3 separate regions of the Homo sapiens genome follow, and regions 1 and 2 are each linked to region 3. The links are chromatin loops, found by intact Hi-C in ENCODE. Cell type or tissue: dorsolateral prefrontal cortex. All regions are shown on one strand. Links, peaks and the distances in the headings refer to the core of each region. The heading gives the core; the rest is flanking DNA.

Region 1 (5,368 bases), core at 100-5,099, 110 kb after region 3:
AACCTCTTTAGAAAAAAAATTATAGCAAGTTTCTCTTAAAAGAAACAGATAAGAATAATTTAAATACATCAGAACATACGGCTTCAGGCATCTTGTCATTTTTCTAAGATATTTATAATCTTGAAAAAAAGTATTTGGGAAAAAGTCAAACTTTCCAATGTGGTTCTATCATTATAAATAATTGCAAAAAGCTATTTCGAAAGCAGACCGTGAAGAGATTAAAAGTCAGGAATCCTGGGCTCTCTGTTCCAAGTCTGCCCCCAACCAACTCAGTGACCTTATGAAATTGACTTCACCTCTGTGGTCCTCAGTTTCCTCCTTCAAAAAAAATGGAATGGATTGAATAGATGTCCTTTGAGGCCTTTGCCTCCTGAGATGTGATGATGATCTGCATTCTTAGGACAGTAGCTTTGCCAGGTCCGTTATTGACAGAGGTCCCAATACTGGCACCAATTCGACTCTAGCCTTCTATCTTGAACACAACAATAGACACTCAGCTTAAATCTTGGTCAAATGCAATGAATTCATTTTTTATTTGAAAAACATTTAATAATCTAGACAAGTTGGAGAAATGTATCATTTATTTCTGTATGTGAGTGGGTTTGTGTATGTGTGTGTGTTTTTTAATTTATTCATTTCTTAAACATTTCTTAGGTATGTACTGTCTTATAGGCTACTGCTGGAAATACAAGGCTGAACAGGTCAAATATTTCCTTCCTCAAGGAACTCAATATCCAGTGGAGAAATGGACAAATAAGCAAACAGGGATTGTCTGAAAAAAACTGTGCTTAAATAGTAGCGTTTCTTTCTCAAAATTTACATTTGTATGAGGTGGCATTTTCCTTTACCTCCATGTTGCTACAGAGATAAAAATGATGAAAGGTTTAAGCAAGCATAAAATGTCTTTAGAAAAAGCACCAAATATTTGGACCATTTTTAGAGTAAAATTATCCACTTTGAATGACAGATCCTAACATTTCCTCTTGTTTTAACTGCTCAAATAGGATTTCAACAACCAGGAAAGCATGAGGCATATTTAAAGCCCAAACATGGTTATTTTGTCCTAGTAAGTTAGAGAAAGACCAGACATAGTACAGGACAAGTCTCAGGGGTAGTGCCAATCAATAAGAGACTTCTGTGGGTAGGCAAAGCACCATATTCATGGAGCACCACAAACTTCAGTTGTACTGACACCATTGGCCAGTTTCATGGATTCCAGCATGTGGGCAGAGGCTAGCACTGCAGAAGCCAGACTGGGTGATATCAGCATCCCAGGAAGTTGGAATTTTGCTACTAGGAAGTTATTCCATATATAACAGGAGTGCAGCTACTAATCTAGGATTAAGCTGAACTTTAAGCCTCTGGAAAGGAAGTTAGACACTGTCTAGAAAAAAGAATAAGGTATACAAAGCAGTTGATAACAGAAAACAAAAATCAAAAGAGAAACAGTTTTATGACCTAGTGCAGTTATTCTCAAACTTCTGCAGGCATCAGAATCACCAGAACAGCTTGTTAAAGCTCATATTGCTAGACTCCCACATCTAGAATGTCTGATTCAGTGGGTTTGAGTGGGGCCGAAGAATTTGTTTTCAAAAAGGTTCCTAGGTGATATTGATGCTTCTGGTCCAGGAACCACACTTTGAAAAATACATACAAAACAGACTAAGAGCTCACTCAGGCTTGGCAACTCAGACATAAAAACCTTGTTTTCAAAATTGGGAGTGTGAAAGGAAGGGGAATATGTGGAAGCCCGTGGTTTTAGCCCCAGCTATGTCCCGGTCTGATAAACAACAAGAGAACCAGAAAGAGCAAGATAGGTCTACGCAGGTCACCGGGACAGATTTAAAAAACGTGGGTGGGGACAGAGTGACTGACACTGGAGATGTGATTGGTTTGGGAAAAGATGTCATGGGAGTTGAAGGTTATCCATGATCCCAGTTTTAGGGAGCAGGAAGAGGCAGGGGCAGGGGCATTAGGCAGGAACTGATCTTAACGTCCACAGGGACTCATAATCATCTCTCTGAACCAGGGGCGGTTGCCAAATGCAAACATGTGCCTGTTCTTTGTGTATACTTAAAGAGTAGTTCTATATCTAAATGCTGCTCCAAACTATAAGGTTTAATCCTATGAAATTACCAATATTTAACAGCTTCTGACTTACCAAAAAAAAAAAAAAAATGGCAACTTCACAAGATGCAACCTAATGCAATATGAACTGTAAAATAAATGTAATACAGAATATGGACTGAAAATAAATGCAAAATTCTTTATACTTAGCTCTACTCTTTTGTCAAATAAATTTTAAATGAGGAATCAACTTTTAGGTTTTCTATATTTAGATTTAAGTACTTTGAGGATTTTTCCATCACAGATTTTCCATCCTTGAAACCACTTGCACAGAACTGACTCTGATCTGCTGCCCCCTGCTGTCAGCTAGGGAAGCAACCTGATTTTTAACTGTTTGGGAGGCTAGAGCTAATCCCTTAAAAAAAAATCAGGGTTTCTAAACATGTCACTTAGGATTATCCCTTGGTTTAGGTAATCCTTGCCGGTACTTTTCTTCATTAGAAGATTATTGAGACTTGATGGAATAAGTCATTATCATGTGAGCCCTACTGGCCTGACATGTTTCCCTTTTTGGATATAACTTAACAGAGTTAGAAAAGAAGAATAGAATTACAGCTGGATTCTCAGTAACTCACACTAATGACAGGGACAGCTGTTTACAAATTTCAGTCATCAGACTAAGGAGAATGTATGGAAAGGTAATGGCATGGAGGGGCTTCAAGCCTGGATCTTGATGATTTTGCTGGAATGGGTTAGGATTTAATTGCCTTCAGCAAAAACTGGGGCTTGTGCTCCAGTAGTTTTGTTCTTTATGTGATAAAATGGAATGAGTATAAGCCAACTCTAGGTCTTTGCCCTCAATTTTTCTCTGTCACATCAAAAGGGACTGCTGGGTTTTTATAAGAATCACTGAGTTTTAGATCTAACACAGAACTGTGCTTCCGGTGGTAGGTGATGGTTGCTTGCAGGAAATGATGGAAAATGCTTAAAATTCAATCCAGAATCAGTTGGAGAGTTGAGATTGTAACTCAGATACACAACTGTTTAAATGCTGTCCACTGCCTACCCACCATTTGTTGTAAATGGTTTTTAAAGGCCCCTCGACACATTGTTTGAAGCTTAAGTGGGGAAGGAAGGGTGTGTGTCCCCGAGAGGCCCTAGCACTCTCTCAGTCCCCACCCTCAGCCATTTGTAAATGGCTCTTTGTCTCCTGGGACCTCCTCCAAAAGGGATGGGTACAGGTGTTCCCAGTTGGATCACAGGCTGAAAATGTTGAGAATGGCTATTCTGAATTATGGTTGTAATTTAATCTGGCAAATATTATTGAGCTTCTCTCTGTAATAAAGTAGGCTCTGGTGATGCAGGAGCATATAAGCCCACCCAAAGGCTCACAATCTGGCTTCCTGTAAGCGTGCAAACTGGTTTTACTCAACTATTACTGAAGTAAAGAGAATTGTTGGCAAATGTTAAACAATTATATGAAAGGAACAGGCAGATAGTCCCTGGACCCACTGATCAACCTTAACATAAATAAAAGTGGGGAAACAAGACCTGTGCATTCAAATGCATTGCCTAAATTGGGATGTGCTGGAAGCTTAACATACAGAGTGACTTGGAAAGATTTAGTCCCAGAAATATATACTTCATTAATAATATTTTATGATCACATATTGAAATGATAATTTTTGATATATTAGGTTAAATAATTACAATAGAAAAGAAAATTATTGGCTAAAACTTCCCCCATTTAAACAGCAAACTAGTGTGCTAGTGACATGAGCATTTGCTACAGTTTACACTATTTCTCATAAGATGAAAACCAAAATCTTTAACTTAGCTTGCAAGGTTACACAAACGATGGTGAAGGGCAGGTTTTGTTTGGTTTTGTTTTTTTAATGTCCAATTCCTTGCAGATTGATGATTTTATAAAGAAAATAACAATTAATTTTTCAAATAAATGAAATGGAAAAAGTCACACAAAATGCAAGCCCAATTTTATTATTAGTTTAACAAACATAAAATTACTTTGTGAAATGGCTACAAAAATTTCTACAATGTAGACTTCCAATTTTTATACTTGCCTCATCCCCAGTAAGGTAGCAAACAGTTCACAGTCCACATACCACTCTCTGAGTGACACAGGCTAGCCCCTGCCTACCTCTCCCTATCACTCTCTGCAGGCAGCCACACTGGCCTGTTTCCCTTCTTAGAACATGCCTCTCTCCTTACACTGGCAGGACTCCCAACCCCTCTGTGCCTAGTTAATCGTAACTATCTTTCAGATCTCAAGCCACAGCCTCTGTCTTTACCCTGAGAGCCTACACTTAGTCAGGGTCCCTGTCTGTGCTCCATTGTACCATGTGCCTCTCTTTATCACACGTTTCACCATTTGGAAGAACCCGAGTCCTTCACTAAGCTGTAAGCTTACAGTGATGGCATCAGTCTTGTTCACCAGCGATCCCAAATGCCTAGGACATACTACATGCTCAGTAAATACTTGTTTAATTAATAGATAATTAAAAATAATTTGAGCTCACAAAATTCAAACTTTCATTTTTTAACTGAGAAAACTAACTTCCAGAGAGTTTAAACAATTTGCTTAAAAATTCCAAGGACATATATATTCAAAACTGAGACCCGGATCTGCCTAAGTCCACACCATTACTTTTTTCCTAAACACACTAAAATGGGGCATTACCCAGAAATCATAAAAATTGTTTTGGATGGTGACCATTTCTATGAGTTGAAGCCATTTCCAAAATTACCCAGAAAGTTTACACGGTTAAACAATATTTTATTTTGTATCTACTCATTCATTTCACAGATATTTGTTGAACACCTACCATGTGACAGGCATTACTCTAAATGTTGTGAATGTGGCAGTTGTGGAGAAAGCCCAGGGTTTCCTGAACAGCCTCATTCTAGTTGGAGAGACAACAGCAAACATAGAAAAATACCCATAATTGGCAATAAGTCCTTTGCACAGAATTAGCACGAGATAAAGGGATGGAGGGACTTTGAACAGAATTAGCACAAGATAAAGCAAAGGAGGGCCTATTTTGGATGATGTAATCAGGAGGCCCATCTGAGGAGGTGATGCTTGAATTGACACCTGAATATGAAAAGAGGCCGAGGAGTTCTGGTGGAAGGCAGAAGGGACAGCAACTGCAAAGCTGTGAGGTTGGAACAAGCCTTAGTAAGTTCCAAGAACAGCAAGTGTGGCTGGGCAGGAGGAGGTTCTGACTCCAGGATGAATGAGAAAGTAGGATCCAATCTTGGCTGGCTGGTCCGAGGGCACTGA
Region 2 (5,368 bases), core at 100-5,099, 120 kb after region 3:
TTAAATTATTTCAGCTTTGCGTTTAGGTTTAAAAACATGCTTTCTCTCGTTTATTCATTCCAAAAACATCAATCCTCTCCCAGGGACTCGACATTGATGATAGGAGAGAGGGAGCTATGAAGATGACTCTGCTTTGAACCCCGTCCCAAGAAGGTGGCATCTAGCTGGGGAGTAATGGCATGCCCATAAATAACTACAGTACGTGGCAGAGATGATCAGTGTCTTAGGAAAGGTTCAGATAAAGAGCCCTAAGGAGACAGGTATCAGCTGAGCTAGCACAGCAACAAAATCTCATCTCAAGTCTCAGGCAAATGTCACAGAAGTGGTCTAGGTCAAACCTATCCCCGATACTGAAGCCTGAAAACCTAGTCTGAGAGCGGCTTTTCAACCCAGTGTTCCCAGTGTGGCAGCTGAAGGATATCTCTTGATTATATATCTTAGTTTTGAGGTTTTTCTAAGTCTGTGAAGTACATTGCTCACTCTGATGCCTGAGTAGGTTTTGATATTCACTGCCGACGTAAACATGATTTCACCTTATTAGAAACAAATTTAGTTCCATTTTTTCCTGCAAGTAAACAAGGTCAATAACTCTCGTTAGGCCAGTCGCATAGATGAAACTCAGCTAAAACTTCTTAAAAATAACTGCTGATACTTTTTAAACACTTACTGTGCTTACTTTATAAGCATTGCTTCATCTAGTTCTTATGTCAGACTTAGAAGTTAGACAGTTATTACTGTGCTCATATTACAGATGAGGAAATAGAGAAATAAAGAAATTATCTATAGTCATACTGCTACTAAGTGGGAAAGCTAGGAGTTCAATTTTGATCTGTGTGATTTCAAAACCATGATCTTAAGCCTTATGCCCGTGATTTTCAAACGTTAGCATGCATAGAATCACTTGAAGGGGTTATTGAAACACAGCTTGATAGCTTCACCCCTAGTTTCTAATTTAATTGTTTGAGAGTGGGCTATAAGTATTTGCATTTCTAACAAGTTCCCCTATGATGCTGATGCTGAGGCTGCTGATGCAGGTGCTGCATTTTGAGAAACTTCTACCAATTTTAATTTCCCCAGTGTTCTTTGGAGGAACTTGAACCCAATCTCACTGGATAAATATTTATGCCAATTCTCCCTTTATTAGAATAATCAAGAATTCACTTGAGGGTGTTTTTTTTTTTTTTTTTTTTTGAGATGGAGTCTCGCTCTGTCGCCCAGGCTGGAGTGCAGTGGCGCGATCTCGACTCACTGCAAGCTCTGCCTCCCGGGTTCAGGCCATTCTCCCGCCTCAGCCTCCCGAGTAACTGGGACTACAGGTGCCCGCCACCAAGCCCAACTAATTTTTTTTGTATTTTTAATAGAGACAGGTTTTCACCGTGTTAGCCAGGATGGTCTTGATCTCCTGACTTCGTGATCCGCCCGCCTCGGCCTCCCAAAGTGCTGGGATTACAGGCGTGAGCCACTGTGCCTGGCCCACTTGAGGTTTTTGAACAGACTGACTCACAGAGAATTTAAAGCAAATATCCAAAATATTAAAATTCCCAATTAAATAATTCATTTTCTATGAAATGAATATGAAATTCTTTTTCATGAAAGGCAAGGCTGATCTTTCTACATGAATTATGAAGATTTTTAAATTAGTTGAATAACATTCTGATCACAGCTTATAATAGTTTCAGTGAATATTTTGTCCTTCAAACAGACATATGATATGAGAATTAAGAAAAGGGCTGGGCACAGTGGCTCACGGCTGTAATCCCAGCACTTTGGGAGGCCGAAGTGGGCAGATCACTTGAGACCAGGAGTTTGAGACCAGCCTGGTCAACATGGTGAGACCCCGTCTCTACTAAAAATACAAAAAAGTAGCCAGCCAGGCATGGTGGCCCGTGCCTGTAATCCCAGCTACTGGGGAGGCTGAGGTGGGAGAATCACTTGAACTCAGGAGGCAGAGGTTGCGGTGAGCCGAGACCGCGCCACTGCACTCCAGCCTGGGCAACAGAGCAAGACTCCTTCAAAAAAAAAAAAAAAAAGAAAAGAAAAGGAAGCAGTGAAATTCTAAAAACAGCACTGGACAATCAGGAGAAAGCTATCTTCCTGGCACATTTAAATAAAGGAAGAGGTGTTTATCTTACATCCTGCTGTTGTCTCTTCCCGTAGCATCTTGTGCTTTCTCCTTAATGGCATTTACCATGCTTGAAATTATTTGCGTAATATCTCTCATCTCTTCCAAATCCTAAACTCCACAAGGATTACATCTGTCTGTATTGTTTGCCACATTCCCCCAGCCTGGGACAGTGCTTGGCAATATTTGTTGACTGGCTGATTTACTGCTCCATGATCCATCATCTTACAAGCAACAAATCATAATCCCAGCAGTTACAAGTCGGTCTAGTGAGCTCCAGAGAGAACTTTTTACAGAATATACATTATGTGTTGGGGGTGGGGGGGTGAGGAGAGGAGAGATAATTATGTGAATGCAATATGTTTTTGTGTCCCATTCATAAGCCTTTTCTGAAGCACATCTCTGAGATGCCTTCTTCCTGTTAAATGATTTCTGGGCTGGAATATAAAGAAAACACACATTGCTTGAGAGAAACTAGTTTAATGAGGCAAAAAATAAAAACATCTTGTGATTCCAATCCAGCTGTGTGGATATATCCTGCCAAAAGGTGTAGGAGTTGGAGTAGTAGGGGATGCGCATGAATGCAAATGCAAATGAATGTCTAGAGGCCCAGATGGACTGCAGGCTATATCAGGACGATCCAGTGTCTGTGTTCTCATTGTCATGCTCCAGATGACACAGTAGCTGTCCCTACCATTGTACACCAAGAGAGAGGATGCTGACTGAGTCATCTCTCTCAGATTCTTAGATAACGTATGTCTCTCTTCACTTTCATAGCTCTTGTGATGATACTTGGTAGGTTGCAAAGTACTGGAAGAATAGTCATAAAGATCAAGAGGTTAGACACGAAAAACTTCAGATGAACTCCAAGCAAATAATTGAACAGAATACATTTGTGATTTAGTTCAAATGTGAGTTGCCAGCATCAGAAAGATAGGAACTACTTGCACAGACTGATTCTTTAAGGAAAAGCCTTCATTCTGCGAGTTCCTTAAGCACCTGTTTGATTTACATGATGATGTTTGTTGTATTGTGCTCTAGTGTGACATGCTATTGGCTAATGTGGAAAGAGATACTTTTGGCTGATGTGATGCTTTTGGCTTACTGTGTCTTTCCACATTACCCAATGTGGAAAGTCCAAATTTTTAGGACTAGAGTCCTAAAAAATCCCATTTATTACCATGCCTCCCTTAAAGATATTTTTAGGACTTCATCCATTATGTTACCAAGTACCACCTTTTAGGGTACAATTTCCTAGAAGATTTATTTCTGGAAGAGCTGTATGTGTCTTGAGCAATTGGTTTGCTTCCTATCTTAAGAAAACCAAAAAACTGTGTAATTGATTAGGGTTCAGTGTCCCTAGTTAATAGTAAGGGGCTTAGGAAAATGGGACTTCATTGTTTTCTCCTTTGATTTTATACTGTGTAAAAAATACTGTGTATATATTATACTGTGTATACATTGTGTTTCCTTTTTCTATTTTATTAATTTTTAAAGTTAACTTATATCCATTATGTAGCAAGGTACAATTAAATTCATTCAAAAATACTTTCCGAGCATTTATTAAGTGCCAAGGAGTCTTTTAGATGATGGGGATTCCATATTGAACAAAATTAATATGGCTTCTGTACTTATGGAGCTTAAGTTTGTAAAGATGTGAAAAGTTTACTAAGGCGTGTCTTGAGAATAGATATGTATTCTACCAGTGATCTTGGGAATATAGTTTAACCTCTCTGAACAGATCTCCTTTTTCTAAAATAGAACAGGATAATACCTTTATTTTGTAAGATTTTTGCGAGGAGATCAAACACGTAAGGTTCACCTGTTAACCTGTTATATAACAGGTTATCTGTTAATGCCTATCCCTTTTCCCACTTCATAACATAAAATATTTTTTTCAAATGCTTCTGATTTAAACTCTGCATCACAAAAATAGATGTTTCAGATCCTCACTTAAAGCTGAGGGATGGATGCTTACACACAAATTTGATTTTACAAAAGGCCCAACCCAACTCAATCAAGAAGAAATTGAGAAGGGAAAGAAAGAAACTTGAGTATATTTCCCTCTAAAAAGAGCAGGATGAAGAAAGGAGAAACCACCTGGAAGGGAGCACGCTGGTTCTGATTGGGAAGAGAGATGACAGACAGACATAATGGAGGTTCCACTCAGATCAGAACTGTGAGGCTCCCTCTTTCCACTCCACTTGGTTTTGCCTCCAGAGAATAAATGTGAGAGCAGGGAGCCTGAAGGAACACCTCCTTCTTGTTGTTTTTCTAATGGACATTTTGCCAGGTGTCTCTGCACAGAGTTAAGAAAGGCAAGCACTTCTAAACTTAACTACTATCTTTAAAAAGTTGACCAAGCTCAGTGGCTCATGCCTGTAATCTCAACACTTTGGGAGTCTGAGGCAGGTGCATCACTTGAGGTCAGGAGTTCGAGACCAGCTTGGCCAACATGGTGAAACCCCATCTCTACTAAAAATACAAAAATTAGCTGAGCATGGTGGCACACACCTATAATCCCAGCTACTCGGGAGGCTGAGGCAGTAGAATCGCTTGAACCCGGGAGGCAGAGGTTGCAGTGAGCTGAGATCGCGCCACTGCACTCCAGCCTGGGTGACAGTGCAAGACTTCATCTCAGAAAAAACAGTTACTTGTTTTTAATTTGTTTTGGGTTTTTCTCTTCTTACCACAAAGATAGAGTTGAGTGTGGAAGTGCCTGCTTGTATGTCCAGATCATGACCACCTACTCAAGGCACATCGACTGCTGACCCAATGGCAGCCTAACCTATTTGCAGACGAATTACTCGAGGGGGAAGAAAAAATTCTACTAAGCTCTGACCCTGCATTCCTAAGCAGAATGGAGCCAGAGTTCCATCAAGCGTGACCCAGCGATGCCTGTGAAAGAGCCCCTAGTCATTTGCCAAAATGCAAGAACGAGCCCCTAACAAGGAGTAAGTCTGGGAAAGGTTTTCACAAGCCTAAAAGTGATTTCTATTTAGCTCATACATACTTATCAAGTACCTAGAGAGAGGCTGCTTGCTGTGGTAGTGGGAAGATCTCCAGCTTCAAAGTTAAGCAAACCCAGATTCAAATCTCACCACTGCCACTTTAACTTAAGTATTATTAAAGGAAGTATTAGAACCTACTTTGCTGGAGTGTTTCAAGGATTCCATTTGATCTCCCACATAAAGAGTTTGGCAGTGTCTTGTTACTTCCCTGACCTTGCTTTTCCACTTTACTGAT
Region 3 (5,368 bases), core at 119-5,118:
GTTGAAACGCATATTCTAATTCAGTAGGTCAGAAATGGCACCCAAGAGTCTGCATTTCTTACAAGCTCCCAGGACATGCTGATGTTGCTGGTCCACACACCACGTTTTGAGTAACAAGGGTCTTCAAATTTAATTACAAAATAAATCTTTTGTAAAATATTTTTCTGGACCTAGCTTATTAGACATGCATTGTTTCTGAGGAAAATAAAGATAATTCAAATCTCATTCCTAGTCTAAGAAATAGTCTAGGAAAGTGAAAGTTAAGCTTAACCAATCAGAAACCACAAACTAACCTCTAACTATGGACTTTCCATTAGAATGATCCAAATAAATCCAGTATTCCTCTTTAACCAAATAATTTCTTTGCTCTGCTTCCACATTTACCCTATAAAATCTTTCCCTTTAACGACTTCCGACAGAGTCCCCAACTGCTTTCGGTCTGCTGCTGCCTGATGCATGAATGGCTATTTGCTCAAAAAACCCTTTAAAATTTTAATGTGCCTTAGTTTATCTTCTAACAGAAGGAATAAGTGTGAAGAGGAATTCTTCACAAAGGAAAGCTTTCACTCCTGAGATTTTGAGAATGTAGGCAGTAACGAAATCAGTGACTCAGGTTTAAGAAGAGAATATATTGAGTTCTAGCTTCAACACTAGGCAGTTGCCATTCTGATCCAAATGCTTTTATGGTTGTTGGCTCCTTGAACCTGCCGTTAGATAATAACAAGCATATAATGGATTGGAAAACTTTGACCCTATTGTTACTTCACAGATTTCTAGTACTTTTAAATCAAAGCACTATACTTTTCCCAGTTTTTATATAACATGATAGTATTATATGATAATTAGTACCATTTTAAAATCTGCAGTACTTGAGGTCTCAGAAAATCAGTCCTCATCTTTTCTGAACTGGGAAAAAAAAGTCTGTTTGCATATTCATATATCATGGTTGGTAATTTACAACTTCCTTTGCATACATTCAGTCCTCAGCAGCTCTGTGCAGCACACTAGGTAGATATTTGTCTTATTTCAAAATTGAGGAAATAGAGAGTTGGTACACTTGCCCAAGAGAGCATTGAGGTAGTGAGATGGAACTAGCACCTCTTGTTGCTGACTCCAAGTCCTGTGCTTTGTCCTATAAAGAACAATAAAATAAGAACTGGATGACATTTTACAGTTTACAGTGCTTATGAACATATCTCTATTTTCAGGGTAAAAAAAATAAGTTTTTTATACAGAGTTTAGACATGAAAAAACTGATGTCCAAAGTAGTAAAAGGAAATTGTCCAAGGGTAACTACTAGTGGAATCTAATAGGAATCCATGTCTCCTGCTTACAGGTCTTAGTCCTTTTGTGTTTGTTTGGTTGGTTGTTTTAGGACCTCAGATGCATTGAATTGGTTCATTTCACATCCTTTTGTTCATTTCACATTCTCCTCATTAGTCCATACATGGTTCTATTTTATTTAGTTACACAGTAATTTTTAATAGGATATTAGGTGTCCTATGAATCACTACCCGGCATAGAAGATAAGACATTAACATCTAAACTTCAAGTGAAATGCTTCCCCATCTATTTCCCTGCCTCCCTTCACCCAGGGTCACCAACACTCTGAACACTATATTCATTGTTCCACTGCTTTCCTTTTTATATTGTTGTATATGAATATATGAATACACATTGACATTTCTAGGGATTTTTTAAACTTTATAAAAAGCATATTATGCTATATGCAATATTTTGGGGATATCATGCTGTACATAATATGAGGGGCCTGTAGAATTGGAGATGTTTTTACCAACAAAATTAGGTAATCACAGTATACACCACCCCGTGGTGTGTGTGTATATATGAACATTTATTGTGTAGACACATCAAACTACCCAGTCTCAACTTGAGACATATTTAAATGCACTCTTCATATATGTGTGTATGTGTGTGTAAGTGTATAGTAGTAAAGGTCTATTCATTCAGCAAATATTTATTGTGTGCCTGCCATGTGTCAGGAAGTACTAAATACCTTACTGTGCACACACGTGCAAAACCAAGTGCAACACTCCACCCCCCTAAAAAAAAGTCCCTGATCTCATGGAAATAACATTGTACAGAGGGAGAGACAGACAGTACATAAAATAAATATGGAAAATATAAAGGATGTTAGGTGATGTTACGTGCTAGGGAAAAAAATAAAACATGCCAGATCCTCAGGGACTAGGGTTTGCCGTTTTAAATAGAATGCTCGGCGATGAACTGGGGATGAGGGGAGCGGGGAGTCTTTATTTAACGGGTGATACGGACGTAACTTTCGAGAGCTGAATCAGAACCGAAGTAAACTCTTCGGCAACCCCTGCACTCAGCCTATAATGTCTGTAGGATAACAGGCTCAGCCGCGGTGGATGGCCCCCGGAGAGACGATGCATGTCTTCCCGCCTTTCTTCCGGCCGGCCATCCTCTCCGCTAGAATCGCCCTGCCCGCCGACGCCGCACCTGAACGCCGCGCTGCTGCGGGCGTTGTACACCAGCGCGACCACCGCCTGCCGGCACCTCGCCTTGCCGCCGCGCGCGCGCAGCCCCGAGGACGCGCTCGGGGAGCGCGCACCGCCCGGGGCCGCCCTCGGGCCGCTCCCAGGCCCCTGGGAACGCGCGCGCGTGCCCGGTCCCGCGGCCTCTCGGCAGGCACGCGGCTGGGAGAACGGCGCGCGCCCCGCTCGGCAGCTGCGGCGGCGGCTGGTGTAGGCGCTCACGTCAGGGCTGGGAGGAGGGGGTTCGCAGCTCAGAGAGAGAGAGACATGAGGCAACCTGGCAGGAAGCGAGAAAGAGTTCGGCGAAGAAGGAGTGAGTTCTAGAGACGCCCCGCGAGCAGGACCCGCGCCTGCAGGAGAGCCTGGCCGACCCGGCTCCTCGCCTTCTCTGCGCGCTCTCCCGCGTCCGCTTTCAGCACCCCGAGCGGAGAACAGTTCCCGGCAGCCCGCAGCGCTGCCGAGTGGCCGCCGGCCGGCCGAGTACCCGGAGCTCCAGGGGGCTCAGGAGCACCCTCTGAGAACCCGCTGTGCACCCACCTTTTCCCCTCTTTTGGTGGGCAAGTAAGCACGGGGGAAAAGCATCCGGTGGCCTCAGGGAGCCCTGAAGAAACCGAAGCAGAATGTACCAGGGACACATGCAGGTAAGACATTTCTATAGGGCTGGAGAGAATTCTTGGGGGCTAATTTAAGAGCAAGGCGGTTCACCAAGTTTCTGTGGTCAAGTGCTGCCTTCGCACAGCTCAACAAGTGAAGTGATGCAACATGACCGTGACATTTCTGTCCGGTGCTGCCGGGAAAACTAGACCGGTTTCCGAAGGTGGGAGAAGGGGAGGGAAGACCTCAGAACTTCGATTGGGGAAGTTTGTTTTCTGTGCATTCCCTGAGCCTGTTTCTTTAAACAGGATCAAGGAATCGAAACAGAGGAAACCCTAGAGATGACCGTGTTTCCGTTGTAATCCTATTGATGCATCTCAGCATGTATGTCAACTGAAGGGCAAACAATAATAGGAAAGACAAAGCTTTTCCTTTACCATCTGAAAAGGTTGCTTGACTTAGAACACTCTGTCACTTTCGTTTCATTTTTTAAAGTGTTATATTTAAAAAACGATTTATAGTGTATTTTCCCCCTTCACATTATGGGACATTGCCATCTACTCCAATAGTCACAGGATGACTTGGGAGGATGAATTTCAAACACATGTCCAAGGAGCTCTAATGTTTTTCAGGGGAGGTGCTGCCTCCGGTTGTTATTAATATTCATCTGAGCTGAGCCGCTGCTTCTTTCCGATGCAAACACACTCTACTCTCTTGGGCAAGATTACTTTAACCTTGACTCCAGTTCTCATTCATACGGTTGGTTGGTTCTTATAAAGGCAGATATATGCTTTGGGAGAAAAATAAAATACTAACTCAGCTTTCTAAAGTATGAACTGGACTCTTTATCGCACCTAAATGGTTTAGTCATCAGGTTTGATGTTTGGGCTTCCTTTCCATTCCAAAGATGGTCAAATACAATCATTATGTGTGATGCCTTTATCCTGGTGTATAACATTTATGAATACTGAGGATTTTGCTTCTGTGTCTTTTAGAGCAATTGGAAATAGATAAATATGTTGTTATATTTATGACTTAGTACTACCCAGATTTAATTTCCATAACTTAGGGAAATTCTTTTGGACTATAATCCATTTTTAAATAAAACACAATATTTCATCATAGTCTCAATTTTTATAAGAATTCTCAATATACAGTGCCAGAATTCCAAAAGATTTCCCGTATGACTAACATCATCCTGTTTTGAAAATTATTAATGTGATTATATCACATTTGATAGACAAAAAGTAGTGAATGAAGTATATTTTTAAATATTATATATGATCAATGTGATCTGCATGTTTCTTATAAAAGCTACACCAATTGAAAAGTTAAGTAACATAGAAGAATTCAAATAATGACTGCTGAAAAAATTAACAAAGAATTATTACTATAGTTTTATGCTTCATCTTCACCCAAGAATGATACTTACAATTTTATATATTATCTGTTTTTTAAACAGTTTCTTCACAAGGGTAAAACAGGAAGATTTTAATAGAGTCAACCCTCAAAAAATTGTTCATTTACACAAAATTGACAATTGACCACTAAGGGGAAATTAACAAAAACTTTGCACAGTATTGTTTTGTTGCTTAAAAAATATGTTACTGTGAATGAAGAATCGAAGCAACAATATGGTAAATTCATGCACCCAAAAACAATTTTAACTCAATTTTCTCAATATCTCAAAGGAGAATGTTATTGAAACTTGAGTTGCCTGGAACAATGTCTGAGGGTTTAATTTCACTTTGAAAGAATAAACAAAATATAAGACTCTGCATATTCTCCCAACTTAATGTCTTTTGCTTGTGCACTGCTGTAACAGCAAATATGATGACTTGCAGTAAAACTCACAAATCTTTGCTGCCAAGCTTAAATTAAAACATTACTAAATAAAGACTGTAATCAATACATCCACCAAAATTTCAGAGCATAATACTTTTTTCCTACTTACTATTAACCATTAATGTTAAGCATAAAACTTCCGAGGCCTTAGTAGGTACGTTTAGTAGTTATTCAATAGTATGATGATCTGAATGGGCATCTGCTCCCCCCAACAAAAAAATACCTATGACAGATTGATTCATAATATACTTGTTGGCTTACATTTTAAACTCATATCTCTTCCCCCAAAGAATATTATTTAGCCTATGGACAAAATAACGTTTCCTTATCAGAGATACTATCATCTTCCTGTGTGTACCTGACTCTAATCACAGATAAGAAGAAACACATTCCAAACACTCCAAAATGTG

The links. A loop is a pair of places that touch in the nucleus more often than their neighbours do. Peaks named below come from ENCODE experiments on the same cell type or tissue, not always from the same donor. Only the 100,000 strongest peaks of a DNase experiment are listed, where the experiment ranks them.
Region 1: it touches region 3 in a loop (4-fold over the local background); 4 of 110 quality-filtered maps call a loop at or near these places.
Region 2: a loop joins it to region 3, with 4 times the contacts of the local background. A loop is called at or near these places in 3 of 110 quality-filtered maps.

The regions. Positions count from the first base shown.
Region 1 is chr3:179,926,300-179,931,667 of GRCh38, reverse strand. The region is part of intron 2 of PEX5L (peroxisomal biogenesis factor 5 like); the gene reads left to right. Among named protein-coding and RNA genes, the nearest start is that of PEX5L-AS2, 31 kb to the right of the region's middle. In dorsolateral prefrontal cortex, for the core only: CTCF peaks have their summits at 2,214 and 2,426 (motif pointing left); DNase peaks (open chromatin) are centred at 2,019 and 2,417; H3K27ac peaks cover 4,575 bases.
Region 2 is chr3:179,919,114-179,924,481 of GRCh38, reverse strand. The region is part of intron 2 of PEX5L (peroxisomal biogenesis factor 5 like); the gene reads left to right. It overlaps PEX5L-AS2 (PEX5L antisense RNA 2), which reads right to left. Exons shown (of 3, transcript NR_110059.1): 3 at 2,583-2,932. Among named protein-coding and RNA genes, the nearest start is that of PEX5L-AS2, 24 kb to the right of the region's middle. In dorsolateral prefrontal cortex, for the core only: no CTCF peak of the experiment used is centred there; a DNase peak (open chromatin) is centred at 2,752; H3K27ac peaks cover 2,239 bases.
Region 3 is chr3:180,034,371-180,039,738 of GRCh38, reverse strand. PEX5L (peroxisomal biogenesis factor 5 like) reads left to right here and starts at 2,802. Exons shown (of 15, transcript NM_016559.3): 1 at 2,802-3,160. The coding sequence starts at 3,140. RefSeq lists a silencer at 2,687-2,736. In dorsolateral prefrontal cortex, for the core only: a CTCF peak has its summit at 2,915; a DNase peak (open chromatin) is centred at 2,808; H3K4me3 peaks cover 3,550 bases; H3K27ac peaks cover 2,596 bases.